3 separate regions of the Homo sapiens genome follow, and all the other regions are linked to region 3. Evidence: read pairs that join two places in POLR2A ChIA-PET (ENCODE). Cell type or tissue: OCI-LY7. All regions are shown on one strand. Links, peaks and the distances in the headings refer to the core of each region. The heading gives the core; the rest is flanking DNA.

Region 1 (6,364 bases), core at 781-5,780, 54 kb before region 3:
AATATAGCCTATTGAGAAAAATGGGTATGTTGAAAAACAAAAACAAAAAGCATGGTTTACAAACAAGTATTAGGGAAATAGTATTTTTATTATTATAACCTGTTCCTTCTTACTGCTCCCAAGCTCCAACTCTGACCATAACTCTTAATGAAAATAATTTGGTCTGGTAAGACTAAATAAATAAAAAAGAAAACAAAGTTTATTGAAAAGCAAAACATTGGGCTGGGCACAGTAGCTCATGCCTGTAATGCCAGTACTTTGGGAGGCCAAGGTGGGAGGATTACTTGAAGCCAGGAGTTTCAGACCAGCCTGAGCAATGCAGTGAGACCCCATCTCTAAATAAAAAAGAAAAAGAAAAAAAGACAAAAAACTAAGAACAGAAAGTAGAATTTAAGAAAAATTAAAGATGTTCCTTTACAAACATAATTCAGAGATGCTTTTCCCTTTTAAAGCCATTCAGTATTTTTTGTCAATTGATTTTGCATCATAGACATGACCCATCATTTTCAACACCGCTAATCAGTCAAAGGGAGACTTTTAAGTCTTCAAGTATAAAGTTGTAAAATGTGCAGTGTGTGTTGCACATCAGGGTAGTGGTGGATACTACTGCTAAAATACAAAATTTGCAAACCATTAGACATCCAAGTAAGTTTTAAATGAGCAGATTTCCAGAAATTTGGAAAGTATTAACAAAATGGTTTGAAATTAAGTGGAACAACTTTTCTAGCTCAAAAGAATATGACTTAGGCAACACGTACTTGACACCCAAACACCTGTGTGGATTAGTTGATTTAGTCAAATGAGCAGCCAGCTCAATAGAAAAGAAATTCATCAAACTCACTTTTTTAGACCACATTCACTTCTGCTTTTAGACTTAGCAATCTTTCATAGCACTTGTATCTAAGTAATGTGAAATTAACATATATATTAAATATGTAAGATCAATTATTGAAAAAACTGATGTTATTAGCTACAAAAATAGTAACATGAACTGAGGATGCACTGTAATAGATGCCGGATGCCAGAGTGGTTCAACATAATCATTTTGATTCTCCTTTTAACTCCTGTCATTGCCAGCAACAGTGATTTAGGTTGTGGTTGGCTCAGATTATCTTTTGCTGCAATAAATTTTTGCTGCAATAAAGGGCTGCTGTTGAAAACCTGCCTGTTCTCTAACTCATTACTGTTGCCCCAATACTACATCTTCTATTAAACAAAACTGAGGAGCCAAACGCTAGCAGGTAGTGAAAATGTCCTCTACTATTGCTAAACAAGTGAACACAGCCATCACCCTGAAACCTGAGCATTCAATGAGAATCTACATTTTAAATGGCTCTTTTGAAGCATTCATTCATCCATCCAGTCGTTCAACAAATAATTCTTGCTTTCTATGTCCCAAGCATGTACATAGGAATAAATAGGAGTAGTTCATGTTTCCTGCTATGGAAGGGCTTGCAGTCTAGTGGAGTGAGAGATGAATAAGCAAATAAGGCAGCTGAGAGCTAATTGCAACCATGGAGGAATTTAAGTAGGTGTGCAAAGGTGGAAGGATGGGGAAGGCTATGGAGATTGTAGGCAACACCAAGCACAAGGCTCACGATCTGGGAGTGTCGGGGGATAAGGTCAGTCAAAACACAGATGGCTTGACAGCCACGCTAAGGCATTAGACCACCATCCTGAGGGCAGTGTGGAGCTTACAGGCAGTTGAGAGAATATCAGAGTGGGGAGCCCCAGTGGCTCACGCCTGTAATCCCAGCACTTTGGGAGGCCGAAGCTGGTAGCTCGCTTGAGGTCAGGAGTTCGAGACCAGCCTGGCCAACACAGCGAAACCCCGTCTCAACTAAAAATACAGCAATTAGCCAGGCATGATGGTGCGTGCCTGTAGTCCCAGCTACTCAGGAGGCTGAGGCAGGAGAATTGCTTGAACCCGGGAGGCAGAGGTTGCAGTGAGCCGAGATTGTGCCACTGCACTCCAGCCTGGGTGACAGAGCGAGACTCTGTCTCAAAAAAAAAAGCAAAGAGAATATCAGAAAGGCTGCTTCCTGGAGCCTGCTGACTGGCTTTCCATGCTGTACAGAAGGAAGAAAAAGGGAAGACTCGGCTCTAGTGTCCAGTTCTCCTGGGCTGTGGTATTGTCCTTAATATTTGCCTCAAGATATTTTACTGTCTCTGTTTTACCCAGAACCAGAACGTCAGGTGAATTTGCAGGATTTTTAGGGAAAGCATTTTACCAGATGTCATCAGTCATGGTTCTGTGATAGTGAACAAATGGTTCCAGCAGCCTGGGAGATCATTACCACGTTTAATACATACAGTGTTCTTATACATACAGAATTGGCCTTCTGTCTAAAAACTGCAAGTTGGAGGGTGTCTTAATGACATTGCTCACTTCTTTGCTGTAAAATGCATGGTGAGGCTCTCTGCTAGCACCTTCTTGGAAGTATATAATACTCGTTAAAGGCCCTAGCCATTGAGTGGATTAATACATTGCAGACTGCCACAGTCACTGAAGGGGCACATTCTAACATAAACACTACTGGTGATATGAAGGCAGCATTCCTGCAAAAAAAAAAAAAAAAAAATCAGAGCACAAGAAATGCATAGTACAGAATGAACAGCTAAAAATCAGTTCAGAGGTACATCTGAGTCTGGAAAGAAGTCACCGATTCTACAGAAACAGCTGTCTCAAAGAATATGGGATCAAAATCCATCAGAATGAAATTCAGAAGTGTTCAAGCCATTCGCTGTGCCTTGCTTTGAGGAGTCTTGATTATTTCCTCCACAGTGAAACTAAGGAATTGTACCACATTTAGGTGGATCTGGGCAGGATGGCTCACCAGAGTAGCATTTTACAGCAGCAATCCTAAAAATGCACGGAATGCAAAATAAAGTCTTTTATGGCTGCGGGGAGGAATCATGAGACACATTCACCTAGTCCTGGGGCATGAGCCCCTTCTCCAAAGCTGCTCACTTTGGATGATGGGTCAGTGGCTGAAACTCTGTGTGGTGATTGCATGGACTCTTGAGTGAGCAGCTTCACAGAGGTGCCCGAAAGCCTCTTAGAATGAGCTGGTTCACTCCACCAGGCATAGGAGTCAAGATGGGCAGACCTTGGAAAGGCCTGATGTCTGGATGTTTTCCAGAGGTTTCCCAGGCATTCTCCAAGGACTGGAAGTTTCCAGGGGGTAGCCAGTGGCCTTCATTCTAGACCTGGCCACATTAACAGTTTACTTGCCAGTAGAAGTACAGGCAGACTTTTCAGAGGAATTACTCAACTAAGATACTTTCAAACTCGTGTTCAAGACCAAAATTTCTGGTAATAAAGGGAACAATCTGGCTGGGCATAGTGGCTCATGCCTGTAATCCTACCACTTTGGGAGGCTGAGACGGGAGGATCACTTGAGCTCAGAGGTTTGAAACCAGCTTGGGTAACATAGTGAGATCTTGTCTCTCTCCCTCTCTCTCTCTCTCTGTATGTATGTGTATACACGCACACACACACACACACACACACACACACACACACACACACACACACACATATATTTTTTGAGACTGAGTCTCGCTCTGTGGCCAGGCTAGAGTGCAGTGGCGAGATCTCGGCTCGCAAGCTCCGCCTCCTGGGTTCCCGCCATTCTCCTGCCTCAGCCTCCCGAGTAGTTGGGACTACAGGCGCATACCACCATGCCCGGCTAATTTTTTTGTATTTTTAGTAGAGACGGGGTTTCACCGTGTTAGCCAGGATGGTCTCGATCTCCTGATCTCGTGATCCACCCACCTCAGCCTCCCAAAGTGCTGGGATTACAGGCGTGAGCCACTGCGCCCAGCCTTATATATTTTGAAAAGAGGCCAATCTAATTTGAAAACACATTCACTATGAAAACACCTAAACATGCATAAAATATAGCAAACTTCTCTTTAAATGCAATATCCAAAATAGCAATACCTGACAGTCTCAGTAACCTAGGGACTTCAGGATATCCAGAAGCCCTACTTCATCTCTGTACATAAAGTGTGTCACAGATTGTTAGTGAAAAAAGGACATAAAATCAGAACTTCTGAAGTCACCTTCTTTTTTTTTTTTTTTTTTTGAGATGGAGTCTTGCTCTGTCACCAGGCTGGAGTGCAGTGGCGCAATCTTGGCTCACTGCAACCTCCACCTTCCAGGTTCAAGCGATTCTCCTGCCTTAGCCTCCCGGAGTAGCTGGGACTGCAGGCGAACACCACCACACCCAGCTAATTTTTGTGTTTTTAATAGAGACAGGGTTTCACCATGTTGGCCAGGATGGTCTCAATCTCTTGACCTCATGATCTGCCCTCGTCAGCCTCTCAAAGTGCTGGGATTATAGGCGTGAGCCACCGCGCCTGACCAAGTCACCTTCCTAAGCTGATCCATGTTGCTAGTGTTGCTGATCCACACATATAAGGTCTTTACAATCTATAATATTCCCATTCTAAAAGCAAACCAAGGCTTTCCTGTCTTCTTTCCTTAATAATTCAGTTCTAAAGCCCTTGAGATCAGTGGCCCACACAAAGAGAGTTTGCTAAGCAGGGCAGTGGCCTGGCAGAGTCAGTAGACTAGTTTCATACAGAGAGATTGAGCAAATAAGTAAATATATTCAGGATAATGAGTGTCGGGTTTCTTACTGTTGAAAGGGGGAGTTACAAGTATGAAAGGGGAGAAGCTGAATAAACCATGTAGCATTGCTTTGGAATTGGAGGCATCAATATGCACTGTAGGTTTTCAGTATCTGTGTGTGTGTGTGTGCGTGTACACGCATATATTTTCTAGTTCTGACTATTAAAAGATACTAAAGCAGTGAGATCCCAATAGCAGCAAGCACACCTATCACCAAAATCTTGGTTTCTAAAAATCATTCTCTATTAAAAGGAGCAGGGCTTCCTGGTTCCACGGCTGAGTCAGAGAAAGTACAGAAGGAGCCTAGAACATCTTGTTTGGCCAGAAAGTCAGGAAGCACTCAAAGTATAATGGAAATAAGTCCAAAGGACACAGAAGCCAACTTGAATGTGCTCTCACTAGCCAAGTCTGGAACAATTAAAGTATCAAGATATATAATGGTAATAAGAGATGATAAATTCATCGAATAAAATAGGAATCCACAAGTCCATACTGAGGTAGATAGATAGATAGATAGATAGATAGATAGATAGATAGATATTAAAAGGGAAAGCTCAATGTTATAGTAGCGTGCAACCAGTAAGTGTAGATAGAATGACAGAATTAGAAAATCAGCTTTTGCTAACCATCATAGTAATAATTAAGGAAGAAACTTCAATGGATGCTAAAACTAGTGACTGAAAGTTTGATGAGGAATAGGACATTTATATAGTCTCAAATAAGTACTTATTAAAAACAAAGAGAAAATAAGTAACTGATGGTGGAAAAACCTGACGGATACCACCTGAATCAAGCGATCAAAGTTAAATCATTGGCCGACTAGAGTGCAAACATGGATAAGTCTAACAACTACGTCGCACACAACCAGTCCTCAAAATGACACACACATGGCATCAATAAACCATGAAGATGTTCCTGAGAAACATATAGTTTGCAAAGAAGCACAAAAAGGATCTGGACAGGGCAGGCGCAGTGGCTCACGCCTGTATACAGTCCCAGCACTTTGGGAGGCTGAGGCGGGGAGATCACCTGAGGTTGGGAGTTCGACACCAGCCTGACTAATATGGAGAAACCCCGTCTCTACTAAAAATACAAAAAATTAGCTGGGCATGGTGGCACATGCCTGTAATCCCAGCTACTCAGGAGGCTGAGGTAGGAGAATTGCTTGAACCTAGGAGGCGGAGGTTGCGGTGAGCCGAGATCGTGCCATTGCACTCCAGCCTGGGCAACAAGAGGGAAACACTGTCTCAAAAAAAGAAAAAAAATAGGGCCTGGAGAAGAAGCAGGTCAACAATGCCAAGGCTGGGAGTGTACTTGCAGAGGCCATCAGGGCCCTCAGAAATCCCAAGGCAGATCCCCAAAGCCACAGGCTCAATTGACTTGTCCTCATTGCTCAGCCCAAGTTCAGGAAGTGTACTGGTGCCCACATTGCCTGGGGCGCCCACATCACCAGGGTCTCAGACTCTGTAGGCCAAAGGCTTAGGCCCAGTCTCCATCAGCTCAGGCTCCCAAAGGTTCCTCAGCCCCCATGAAGGCTCTCGAGCAGAGGCCTCCTTCTGTTAATGTGAGGACAGAAGGACTGGTGTCTTCCTGGGTTGCCATCTGAATGGGCCTGGTGTCCTTTCTGTGTCATTTGTAGATAAACCTCAGGCAGGAGCTGCCAAAAAATAAAAGTTAACGTCATCGATAATGGGACAAACAGAACCACGTGCCCCCTGATAAGAT
Region 2 (5,000 bases), core at 1-5,000, 180 kb before region 3:
GAAGGGTAATTCGAGGTAACACTTATGCACTCCAGACAGGGCCACTGGTAAGTTCAGTTTGAATAGTCTAACACCGTGTTCTCACATTATCTATGGGGAAGGATCAGTTTCTTGGTGTTAATTTCTAATCCGTTGCAGACTAAAACATTCATAAAATAAAGATGAATTACTATAAAAATGAAATTTTTAAAAAGACATACAAATAGAAGCCCAGTGACAGTTTCCAGGAGCTGGGGGATGAGGGGACCAGGGAGGGAGTTATTGTTTAATGAGTGTAGAGTTTCAGTTTTGCAAGGTGAAAAGAGTTCCGGAGATAGAGGATGGTGACAGTGATAGAACAATGTGAATGTAATTAATACCACTGAATTTTATACTTAAAAATGGTTAAGGTGATAAATTTTACATTATGTGTGTTTTACCACAAAAAAAGAATTAGCTAAAAAAAAAAAAAAAAAAAGCAAGCCCCAGTTGGCCGGGCGCGGTGGCTCACGCCTGTAATCCCAGCACTTTGGGAGGCCAAGGCGGGCAGCTCACGAGGTCAGGAGATCAAGACCATTCTGGCCAACATGGTGAAACCCCGTCTCTACTAAAAGTACAAAAATTAGCTGGGTGTGGTGGCGCTCGCCTGTAGTCCCAGCTACCCGGGAGGCTGAGGCAGGAGAATTGCTTGAACCCAGGAGGCAGAAGTTGCAGTGAGCCGAGATCGCACCACTGCACTCCAGTCTGGCGACAGAGTGAGACTACATCTCAAAAAAAAAAGCCCCAATTTTTCATTCGATTCAACAGAACTCTGCCATTCTAAACATTTCTAAACCTTTACTCTCAATTTCTGTACTTAAATTGTTACAGACCAGTTCAAATAGTTTATAGACACTAGCCAGAGGCCCACATTTTGAGTGGCACTTGTCTATTGCATCTAGATTTGTTTAGATTATCTCATACTCTAATACAATTATCATTATTTAATCAAAAAGTCTGAATTCTGCTTCTTTAATTCACTCAACAAATATTTATTGAGTTTTAGGTCCTGTTCTGGGTACCTAGGATACAGAGATGAGTAAGACATGGTATGATATTAAGGGTGGTGAGTTCTTGGCACAGAAATGAAATACAGATGAATCCATAAACAGTATATGACATGTAAGTGCCTAATACAAGATGGTGATAGAGATGCTCCTCCACTTAGGATGAGGTTACGTCCCAATAAACCCACTGAACACTGAAAATGAATTTAAAACACCAAACCTGCCGAACACCATAACATAGCATAGCCTACCTTAAATATGCTCAGAGGCCAGGCGTGGTGGCTCACGCCTGTAATCCTAGCAGTTTGGGAGGCCAAGGTGGGCAGATCACTTGAGCCCAGGCGCTTGAGACCAGCCTGGGCAATGTGGGTAACCCTGTCTCTACAAAAAAAAAAAAAAAAAACCCCACAAAAATTAGCTGGGCATGGTGGCACGCCCCTGTAGTCCCAGCTACTTGGGAGGCTGAGGCAGAAGGATTGATTGAGCCCAGGAGGACAAGGCTGCAGTGAGCTGTGATCACACCACTGCACTCCAGCCTGGGTGACAGAGGGAAACCCTGTCTCAAAAAACAAAAACAAAAATACAACCTAGAAGGTTAAGGAATTGAGGGAAGCTCAGTGTGCCCTGAATCGGAGTCTGAGGCAGGGAGTATCAAGAAATACGTGATTAAAAAGAAGTTAAAGATGAATAATAGCATTCAAATCCACGTTAGAGAGAATGTTGTTGAATGTCAAATGAGGGATGTGAAGAACCCACCTAAGGTATGTTCCCAGAATGAGACCCTGTCTACAAAAAAAAAAAAAAAAAAAACAGTGCTCATTAGCCTACAGTTGGGAAAAATCATCTAACACAAAGCCTATTTTATAATAAAGTACTGAATATCTCATATAATTTATGAAATATTAAAGTGAAAAATAGAATGGTTGTATGAGTATTCAAAGTACATTTTCTGTGGATACTTTTGTATCATCATAAAGCTGAAAAATCATAAACCACATAAGTTGGGGAACATCTATTAGTCTGAAGCAATGGTTAACTTAATAAACATATATATATGTATGTATGTATATACACTTCAGCCCTATCCTGGATCTCCTGCATTAGAACCTCCAGGGGTTCCCTGCTTCTCCCACTGAGGTGGTATCAACAAGGGTGGAGCAGGAAGCTGAACTGTCACCTTCACCCAGTACCAATGAGGTAGTAGGAGATGGCACAAGTCAGTGCCCCACTCTTTCTGGGGTGGTGCCAGCAAACCCAGTGGGGTAGCTGAATTGCAGTCCTATCTGGTAGTAACAAGGTGGTATGAGGCAGTGCTAGTCAATGCTGCACTCGCCCTACACCACCACCAGTGTCGACAGAGCCTAGAAAGGAGCTGAACTACCACCCCCACCTGGCACCAATGTGTTGGTACAAGTTGACCCTCTGCTTTTGTTGAGGTGGTGTCAGTGGGGCCCAGCAGGAAGTTGAACTTCCAACCCCACTCAGGCTTGTGCACTAAAACAAAAAGGGTGACTTCCTACTGAAAAATTAAATAGAATCCAAAGTCTTAAAATATAATACCCAAAATAGCCAGGATACAAACAAAAATCATTCATCATACAAGAATCAGGACAGTCACAACTTGCATGAGGAAAGACAATCAAGAAATGACAAAACCAAGATGACTCAGATGTGGGAATTACCTGACAAGGATTTTAAAGCAACAATCAAAAATGTTTCAATGAAAAGTGAGCAATTATAGACACTCTTGAAACAAATAAAAAAATCTTAGCAAAGAAATACAAGATACAAAAGTGAACCAAATGGAAACTTATAGAACTGAAAAATACAATAACTAAAATAAACTCACTGGATGGACTCAGTAGTACATTGGAAATGGCATAGGAAACAGTCAGTAAATTTGAAGAAGAATCAATGAAGAACGGAAGTTATCCAGCTGAACAGAGAGAAAATAGACCAAAAAAAAAAAAAAAAGGCTGAGAGAGCTGAAGAACAATCACAAAGATTTACATTCATGTTGTTGGAATCCTAGAAGGAGAGGAGGAAAACTATGAGATGGAAAAATATTTGAAGAAATCGTGCTTGAAAATTCCACAAATTTGGCAAAAGGCCTACAGATCCAAGAAGCCAAGTGACCCCCCAAGAGGATAAACCCAAAGAAATCTACCCGAGACAAATCAAGATCAAACTTTTGAAAATTAAAAAAAAAAACATTTTGAAATTAGCCAGAAAGAAATTACACGTTAGCTAAAGGAGAACAATGATTTAAATGGCAGTGGATTTCTTACCTAAAACATGGAGACAAGAAAGTGGCACAATATTTTTCAAGTCCTTAAAGAACTATCAAGCTCTAATTCTAATCCAGTGAAAATATTTTTCAGGAGTTCCAAAATGGCAGCATAGAAGCAGGCTGGCTTCACTCCCCCTGCAAAAGAAAATCAAGAACAAATGTACAGTGCCAAGATTACCACCAGCAATATTCTAAAGCTCAAGTTGAAGGAAGAAGCAGTTCCCAGGGCTACAGAAAAGTGAAAAAGCTTCAAGGAGATGGTAGGAGAATCAGACGTTCATGTCTACAGTATCTCTCCTTCTAGTCTGCCTGGCACTAAGGGTGTGGAGGATTGTATTAGGGTTCTCTAGAGGGACAGAACAAATGGAATAGATATATATATATATAAAGGAGAGTTTATTAAGTATTAAGTCACACAATCACGAGGTCCCACAATAGGCCATCTGCAGGCTGAGGAGCAAGGAGAGCCAGTCCAGGCTCCAAAACTGAAGAACTTGGAGTTCAGTGTTCAAGGGCAGGAAGCATCCAGCACAGGAGAAAGATGTAGGCTGGGGGGCTAGGCCAGTCTCTCTTTCCACATTTTTCTGCCTGCTTATATTCTAGCCACTCTGGCAGTTGATTAGATTGTGCCCACCCCGATTAAGGGTGGGTCTGCCTTTCCCAGCCTACTGACTCAGATGATAGTCTCTTTTGGCAACACCCTGAGACACACCCAGGATCAGTACTTGGTATCCTTCAATCCAATCAAGTTGACACTCAGTATTAACCATCGCAAGGATTTATCTCTGACTTGTGATTTCTGCACTGGAAAAAGATCAAGGTGGACAACTAGTTTCCCTACCATGTTGGGTTTCCTGGCAGGAAATTCAACCCACCAGAAGCATCATGAGTTCCTGAAGAGAGAAATACCCCTGAGTACAGCCAAAAACAAAATGGGGAGGTGAGACTACCATCTCCAGCCCTGGACACTCTGCTGTATAACTCAACCAAAGGAAACACCAAATCAGAGTGGCTGTTCAGCAGCACCACATTGTAGGAGATAACATTGTACCGGTCCCCTGGGCACAAACCCCTAGCCAGTCACACTACCAGTGTATCCCCTTTGGGACCTCCCCCATTCAGGATGGGCAGTGCTCTGATCATTTACTAGAGCCAGGTGAACCTGGCCTTAAGGCACCACCTAGAGCCAAAAAGGAGGCAGCAATCTAGTGATAAAGGATCTCTGTCGGGGCGCAGTGTCTCATGCCTGTAATCCCAGCACTTTGGGAGGCCAAGGCAGGCAGATCGCTTGAGGTCATTAGTTCGAGACCAGCCTGACCAATATGATGAAACCCCACGTCTACTAAAAATACAAAAATTAGCCAGGCATGGTGGCGGGCACCTGTAATCCCAGCTACTTGAGAGGCTGAGTCAGGAGAATCGCTTGAACCCAGGAGGCAGAGGTTGCAGTGAGCCAAGATCACACCACTGCACTCCAGCCAGGGTGACAGAGCGAGACTCTGTCTCAAAAAAGATAAAAAAAAACTCTAAGAAAATATATCCAATAAAAAGCAAAACAAGCCAGACAGATTAGACTGGATTAAATAATCCTTCAGTGCAGAGACATAGACGTCCATCCACATGAAACAACAGCAAACAGAGAACCATGACCTACTTAAAGGGACAAAGCAAGGAATCAGTAACTG
Region 3 (6,364 bases), core at 641-5,640:
CTAGGATGACTCTGTGAAAAAGAGCCATAAAAACAAGAATTTCATAGCTAATTTACTGCTTACCTATACTTGGGCAGGCCATTCAACATAATATTCTTCTGACTTGAGTTTCTCTCTGCAGGGAGTCCAGTAACAGCTTCATTTGGCAGTGCCCAGTGGTCTCTCACATTTTGGCTCTTTGTTTTCAAAGAGAAAAAAAGAGGCTAGACCTTCCCTATAAATGGTAGGGAAGTAAGAGATCCCATTCCTTGTTCCTCTTTTATTCCTTCCACACTGGCCTCTTTTGTTAATGAAATAATGTGAATTTTTTTTTTTTGGAAACAGGGTCTCACTCTGTCACCCAGGCTGGAGTGCAGTGGCACAGTCACAGCTCACTGCAGCCTCAGTGCCCCGGCCCCCACCCTTGGCTCAAGTGATCTTCCCACCTCAGCCTCCTGGGTAACTGGGACCACAGGCACACACTACCACACCCAGCTAATTTTTTATTTTTTTGTGAAACAAGATCTCACTGTGTGGCCCAGGCGGCTAGTCTCAAATTCCTGAGCTCAAGCTATCCTCCTACCTTGGCCTTCCAAAATGTTGAGATTATAGGTGTGAGCCACCATGCCTGGCTGATAATGTGATTTCTAACAAATGTTGAATAATTATAGTTTGGGAAAGGAAAACAGTATCATTTAGTGAACTATAATTTTTTTCTTAATTTTTTTAACTTAAACTTTTATATCTCTTTGACAATTTGGAGATTCTTAGGGTGGTTTGATATACCTGCTTTCTAATGGTAGTTAGATGTTTCAGCTCTATTCTGAAGCAGTGAAATTCAGTCTGCTTTCTAATGGTAGTTAGATGTTTCAGCTCTATTCTGAAGCAGTGAAATTCAGTCTGCTTTCAAAGTCAGTGAATGCATTTTGAATTATCCCTTATTTCATTTCAGTAGTAACTACCTTGAGACTCCCCAAGTACTCCAATTAGTTTTTAATTTCAGCAGTAAATGTGTGTTGAAAAGACCAAAGTTTGCATTATTTTCCTTCTGATGTATTTACCATCCATGCCTGTTGACATAAAAAGATTTTTCCAGACTTGGGTAGTTTTCAGAACCAAACAAAACCCTTGTGCTATAATGTGACTTAGAGACTTTTGACTGAAATGCTTGATATAGTTAATACACATAATTTTTTTCAAAATGAAACCACAAAGAGCTATAAAGAGAATTTCATAGCTAATTTACTGCTTACCTGTATTTGGGGAAGCCATTTAGCATCTGTGAACCTAAATTTCGTCAGCCGTAAAATGGGAGTTAGTTTTTAAGTGGAAAGAATGTTACATAAGATAAACGGAGACAAAGTTTTTATCAGTGAAATCCAAACAACTCATCTTAAGATGCTGTAAGCTTTATGTGTTTCTTTTGTGTTTCCCTACCCCGCAAATGTTTTTCAAACTTAACCCTGTTAGGTAAAAACTCTGGGTTCCTATAAACGGGTAAAGTTTGTCCATTGGTCTTCTCAAGGAAAAAGCAATATGAACAGTTTGGGTTATCTTAGTAAAAGGGAGGACTCTGATTTTGTCTCATGTCCATCCTCTCTCTGTGTGTTCTAGTCGGAATTCCCTTATCAGTCACATGGGTACCACCTTCATGTTTTGAAGCGCTATTATATCCCATTATGTGCTTGGTGCAGGGACAATAAAAATAAGATTGGTTTTGCCTTTAAGGAGTTCTCAGTCTCCTAGTGAAAGCAGATATGTAAGCAATTACAATGCAGTGTAGTGCATGATAGAGGTCTTCACAGAAGAGAAGTGTGCCCTGGAGACCAGGGAGGGCCTCCCGGCTGGTAAGATCCTTTGGGTAAGTGTGGAGGGATGTGGGCTTCCCAGTCAGCAGTGGTCAGTTCTGTTTTCCTTTATTCATTAACCCGTTCTTAACACTTACAGGCAAACAGTAATGCTGTTTCAAAGGAAATGTAAAACTTCATTAAGTTATCCTTTTAATCTAATATACTTGAAAACAAAACCTTAAAAGCAAAATAAAAAATATCTCACCATGACCCACCTTTTATTGATAGGAGAGGAACCAGTATCACCTGAGGATCAAACTCTAGTAGTCAGTATATCAGATTTTGCTCATATTTTTAAGTTAGAAGTCACTTCTGCAACCTAATTTTGTTTTCCATTTTTGCCTGAGAGATCAATTTTAAACTGCCTGTGTGGACAGTTGTCATTTCAGATACTGTAAATAATTGTTTTTACTTTAGGATGGGGTAGGTAAACTATCATCTTAGGGCCGAGTCTGGCTGTGGCCTGTTTTTATTTGGTCTCCCAGCTAAAAATGGTTTTTATATTTTTGAAGGATTTTAAAAACAACAATATGCAACGGACTCCAAGTAAGACCCTCAAAGCCTAAAATACTTACTGGCTGGCTCTTTAGAGAAACAAATGGACCAACTCCTGCTTCTAGCATAAAAATAATTATTGTTAAGCATTTATTCTAACCTTGTATATATTTTATGGCTGGACTAATATTTGGAAGCAGATCCACCCCATTGGTTCCAGTTTTTAAAAAATTGTTCTCAAAGAACAGAATGTGTTTTGTTAGCCAATGTTGAGCACATCATGGACTCTGAGCATGGACTCAGAAACTACTGAGGAGAGGCATCGTGGTGCTGAGGTAATGTTTTAAACAAAGCTGGTGTTTGGGTGGGTCTTTGTGTAGAGAAAGTGGCAGTATCTTGTGTCACACTTGCTAAGCTATTGTGTAATGACAGATTTCTGGCATATGCTAAAAGAAAGCAATTTGTACCTGATGTTTGAGTTGGAAAGAGAATGTTATGTAAATGAATTGCTTTTTTCCTCATTGATAGTTTAAAATGAGCTTTTGATCTACTATAGTCTGTATGTGAATTTCTGACTGCAGATGTTTTGTAAGTCCATTCCTGATTCAGAACACCCTGTCTAAAGTACAGCTCCATCTCTGTGCCGTGCCCCACTTTACTGCACTCATAGAACTCGGTCTCCACCTATAACGCTGTCAGGTGCTTGTTTATTTGTGCTTTTTGTCTTTTCTGGCAGCAAAGCAAGAGGATAGGTGTTGTTTTTGTGTTTTTGAGATGCGGTCTTGCTCTGTTGCTCAAGCACGAGTGCAGTGGTACAATCATAGCTCACCACAGCCTTGAACTCCTGGGGGACCGCAGGCGCTCACTACCACACCTGACTAATCTTTTTATTTTTATTTCTATAGAGATGAAGTTTCACACTGTTTTGTGCAGGCTGGTCTCAAACACCTGGCCTCAAGCCATCCTCCTGCCTCAGTCTCTCAAAGTGTTGGCATTATAGCCATGAGCCACTATGCCTGGCCCAAGTTTGTTTGTTTGTTGTTTAGCATTATTATTTTATAGCAAACTTTAAATTCTTGTTTATTGGCAGGATAAATAGAGGGAAGAAGGACGAGCAAATAGGTAAACATACCTGCCTCCTAGTGGGTAATCTTGGGCAAGTTTTTTCACCTCCCTCTGCCTCCTCATCTGTAAACAAGATCCTGCGTGCCCGCCTGGGATGCCTGCTAAGATGGCACATGGGAAGCACCTGGCCTTATGCCTGGCCCTGGTCAGTAAGGGCTGTGCGGTTCCACTTGTACCTGATAAAATTCTAATCTGATTAAAAGCTTTACTAGCTCGTGATGGTCATTCTTTTCCTCTAACTTAGCAGCCCGATGAAATAATGTAGTAAGTAAATGTAACCTTGTTGTTTGTCCTTTTGCTGCCACGATGAACACAGCTGTCTTGCTAGACCTCTGTTGACTTCAACAGGGATAGCATCAGGTTTATTGGAAATTTACATATGGGACAGTCCAGTGGTGGTGGGTTGGACAGAACAGCAACTGCTTCCCGAAAGCTTGGAAAAAGCATGCAGTTTACACAGCATTCTTACTTAACATACTCCCCCTAACAGCCTCCACCTGGCAGCCTTAAAGTGCTTGTGGGCTGGGGGTTCAGATGTTCCCCATAGATAAGGAATTGATTTCAGGGTTGGCCACTAGGATTCCTTAGCTCGGAACTCCACACACGCATTCTTCTTAAGTTATTGATGTTAGGTACACCTGTACAACCACCCTGCATAAAGTTCATTCATTCAACAAATAGAGCACCTACTTTGTGCCAGGTTTTCAGGTACTGGGGAGACATTGGTGAACAAAAAGAGGCTTTTAAAGGATTATCACCTGCTTGGTTGACAGTCACATCCAGTGAATGGTGGAACCCATTTCCTGCTAATGTGTATTTGAGCCTGAAATGCACATTGTCCCACCTTTCCTCAATGGCAAAATGCTCTGGAAAGGAGATGCTGGTCTGACTAAATAAAATGGGCTTTCTGTTTGGAGTTGTAAAGGGAGCCGTGCCTTCCTCAGCCCCTCCTGAAAGAAAGACCTGCTTTCAAGAAGCTTATATTGCAGGGGGAAAGACACATGTCTAATACATCGTCAGGGGGTGGTGAGCGTGCTACTGTAAATTTTCACCTAGGCTTTGGCAAGAGCTAGAATTAACTTTCATTCTTTACTGACTCTTTGAAGCGTTAAAACCACTGGGCAGAGTGACTTAGGAGTGGGCCCACTGTGATGTGTTTTTGTTGGTTTTCTGGTAAATCACTTTTGGGTTGGACAGTGAACCATGATGGTCTTTCTTCAAGAACTTGTTTTTGCAAGGGTTTGGTGATAAGTCCATCATTTCCAAACCCACTTACTCTTCCATCCTTTCTCAGGTGCTGTGGTTCAGGGAAATGATTGTTTTGATAGTATTTTACCTATTGCACCATTACTTCATCTGTAAATTTCTTATAAAATATGTCTTGGGATCCAGCCTTGTCTTTTTTGTTTGTTTTTTTTTTTTTTTTTTGAGACGGAGTCTCTGTCTGTCGCCCAGGCTGGAGTGCAGTGGTGTGATCTGGACTCACCGCAAGCTCCACCTCCCGGGTTCACGCCATTCTCCTGCCTCAGCCTCCCGAGTAGCTGGGACTACAGGCGCCAGCCATCACACTCGGCTAATTTTTTTTGTATTTTTTAGTAGAGACGGGGTTTCACCATGTTAGCCAGGACAGTCTTGATCTCCTGACCTCATGATCCGCCCGCCTCAGCCTCCCAAAGTGCTGGGATTACAGGCGTGAGCCACTGCGCCTGGCCTGTTATGTTTTTAAAGAGAAAATTGAACCACAGGTCACTTGGTTAAAGCTTAGCACATAAATATGAGATTGGAATCACTTTATTTGTAAACATATATGTAGTGTATATTGGTACAGTATTTTCATTAAGGTGTGTTTCATTGCCTCAGTTAAATAATTAAGGGTGTTGGCTGCTGGGATGTTGAAGTATTTGCTTACATAATCCATTGCTGTTTGGGTGAGACTCTTAAATGGATTTAGACAGATAATGGTGAGAAAACTGGATTTTTTATTTAGAACGTGGCTGAACAAGGCAATGTGGAAATAGTGTGATAACAAGGTGCATTATATAACTTGAACAAATCAACTGCAAAAAGACATTTTCAAAGAAATGGAGGAAAATTGAATAATATTTACTGAACTTGACGTATTAAGGAATTGTTTTAAATTATGTTGGATGTGATAATGGTATTGTGATTTTTTTTTTTAGTGCTTTAGAGCAATATACTGAAGTTTTTACAAGTGAAATAATGAATGAGGGCCTTAAAATATGCCAGCAAAAAAAAAAAAAAGTGAAAGTGGTAGAGTAGAAGAAAGAATGGTGTTGAAGCTGAAAAGAGAGTGTGGAGGATCATGGTACTACTTATTCTCTCTACTTTTATGAATGTTTTCAACTTTCCATAATAGAATATTTGCTTTTAAAAAGCATGTTATAGGGTAGAAAGGGAGAGATGCTTTACTTTTGCTCGTCATGAAGTGCCTGAGTGTTGAGGTGGGAGGATCTCAGGGCGAGGGCAGGTCCCCCATTCCCTGCTGCTGGGGCAACCTTTGTGCTCTGGATCAAATGAGTAACTGATTTGATCTCATCAAATGGCCCCACCCGGGCCATCTCACCCTCCATGCACATGTTTTAAAAGGAGGTCACTACTCAAAATTGCAGCTGACTTGGAAACACATAGAACGATTTGTTCCCAGTTTTTTCCACTATTACTTTGTATTCCCAATGTTTTGGGGGGCCCATAGGAATGGGGCACAGTGCTGTGACCCAACTGGGAACAGGTCATTGTCTTAATAGCGATTTTCTCAGACTTGAAAATTGAAATGAACAAAATAAGGGGCATCTACTGGGTAGGGCTTTAGCCATTTTAAGAGATCAATCTACATACTGGGGCTGTGGGCAGGGATGGGGGAAGGAAATACAGCAAACCATGGGTTGGGGTTGGGG

Evidence for each region. Peaks named below come from ENCODE experiments on the same cell type or tissue, not always from the same donor. Only the 100,000 strongest peaks of a DNase experiment are listed, where the experiment ranks them.
Region 1: POLR2A ChIA-PET joins it to region 3 with 6 read pairs; 32 of 35 experiments call an interaction of 5 or more read pairs at or near these places.
Region 2: POLR2A ChIA-PET joins it to region 3 with 7 read pairs; 9 of 35 experiments call an interaction of 5 or more read pairs at or near these places.

The regions. Positions count from the first base shown.
Region 1 is chr6:158,860,423-158,866,786 of GRCh38, reverse strand. No RefSeq gene overlaps it. Among named protein-coding and RNA genes, the nearest start is that of LINC02901, 6.2 kb to the left of the region's middle. In OCI-LY7, for the core only: no CTCF peak of the experiment used is centred there; DNase peaks (open chromatin) are centred at 806 and 1,676; H3K4me3 peaks cover 1,343 bases; H3K27ac peaks cover 1,788 bases.
Region 2 is chr6:158,988,886-158,993,885 of GRCh38, reverse strand. It overlaps RSPH3 (radial spoke head 3), which reads left to right. Exons shown (of 8, transcript NM_031924.8): 2 at 1-47. Among named protein-coding and RNA genes, the nearest start is that of TAGAP-AS1, 8.5 kb to the left of the region's middle. In OCI-LY7, for the core only: CTCF peaks have their summits at 2,191 and 2,397; a DNase peak (open chromatin) is centred at 2,405.
Region 3 is chr6:158,805,828-158,812,191 of GRCh38, reverse strand. The region is part of intron 2 of EZR (ezrin); the gene reads left to right. Among named protein-coding and RNA genes, the nearest start is that of EZR-AS1, 9.0 kb to the left of the region's middle. In OCI-LY7, for the core only: a CTCF peak has its summit at 3,388; DNase peaks (open chromatin) are centred at 1,781, 2,681, 3,111, 3,641 and 2 weaker places; H3K4me3 peaks cover 4,790 bases; H3K27ac peaks cover 5,000 bases.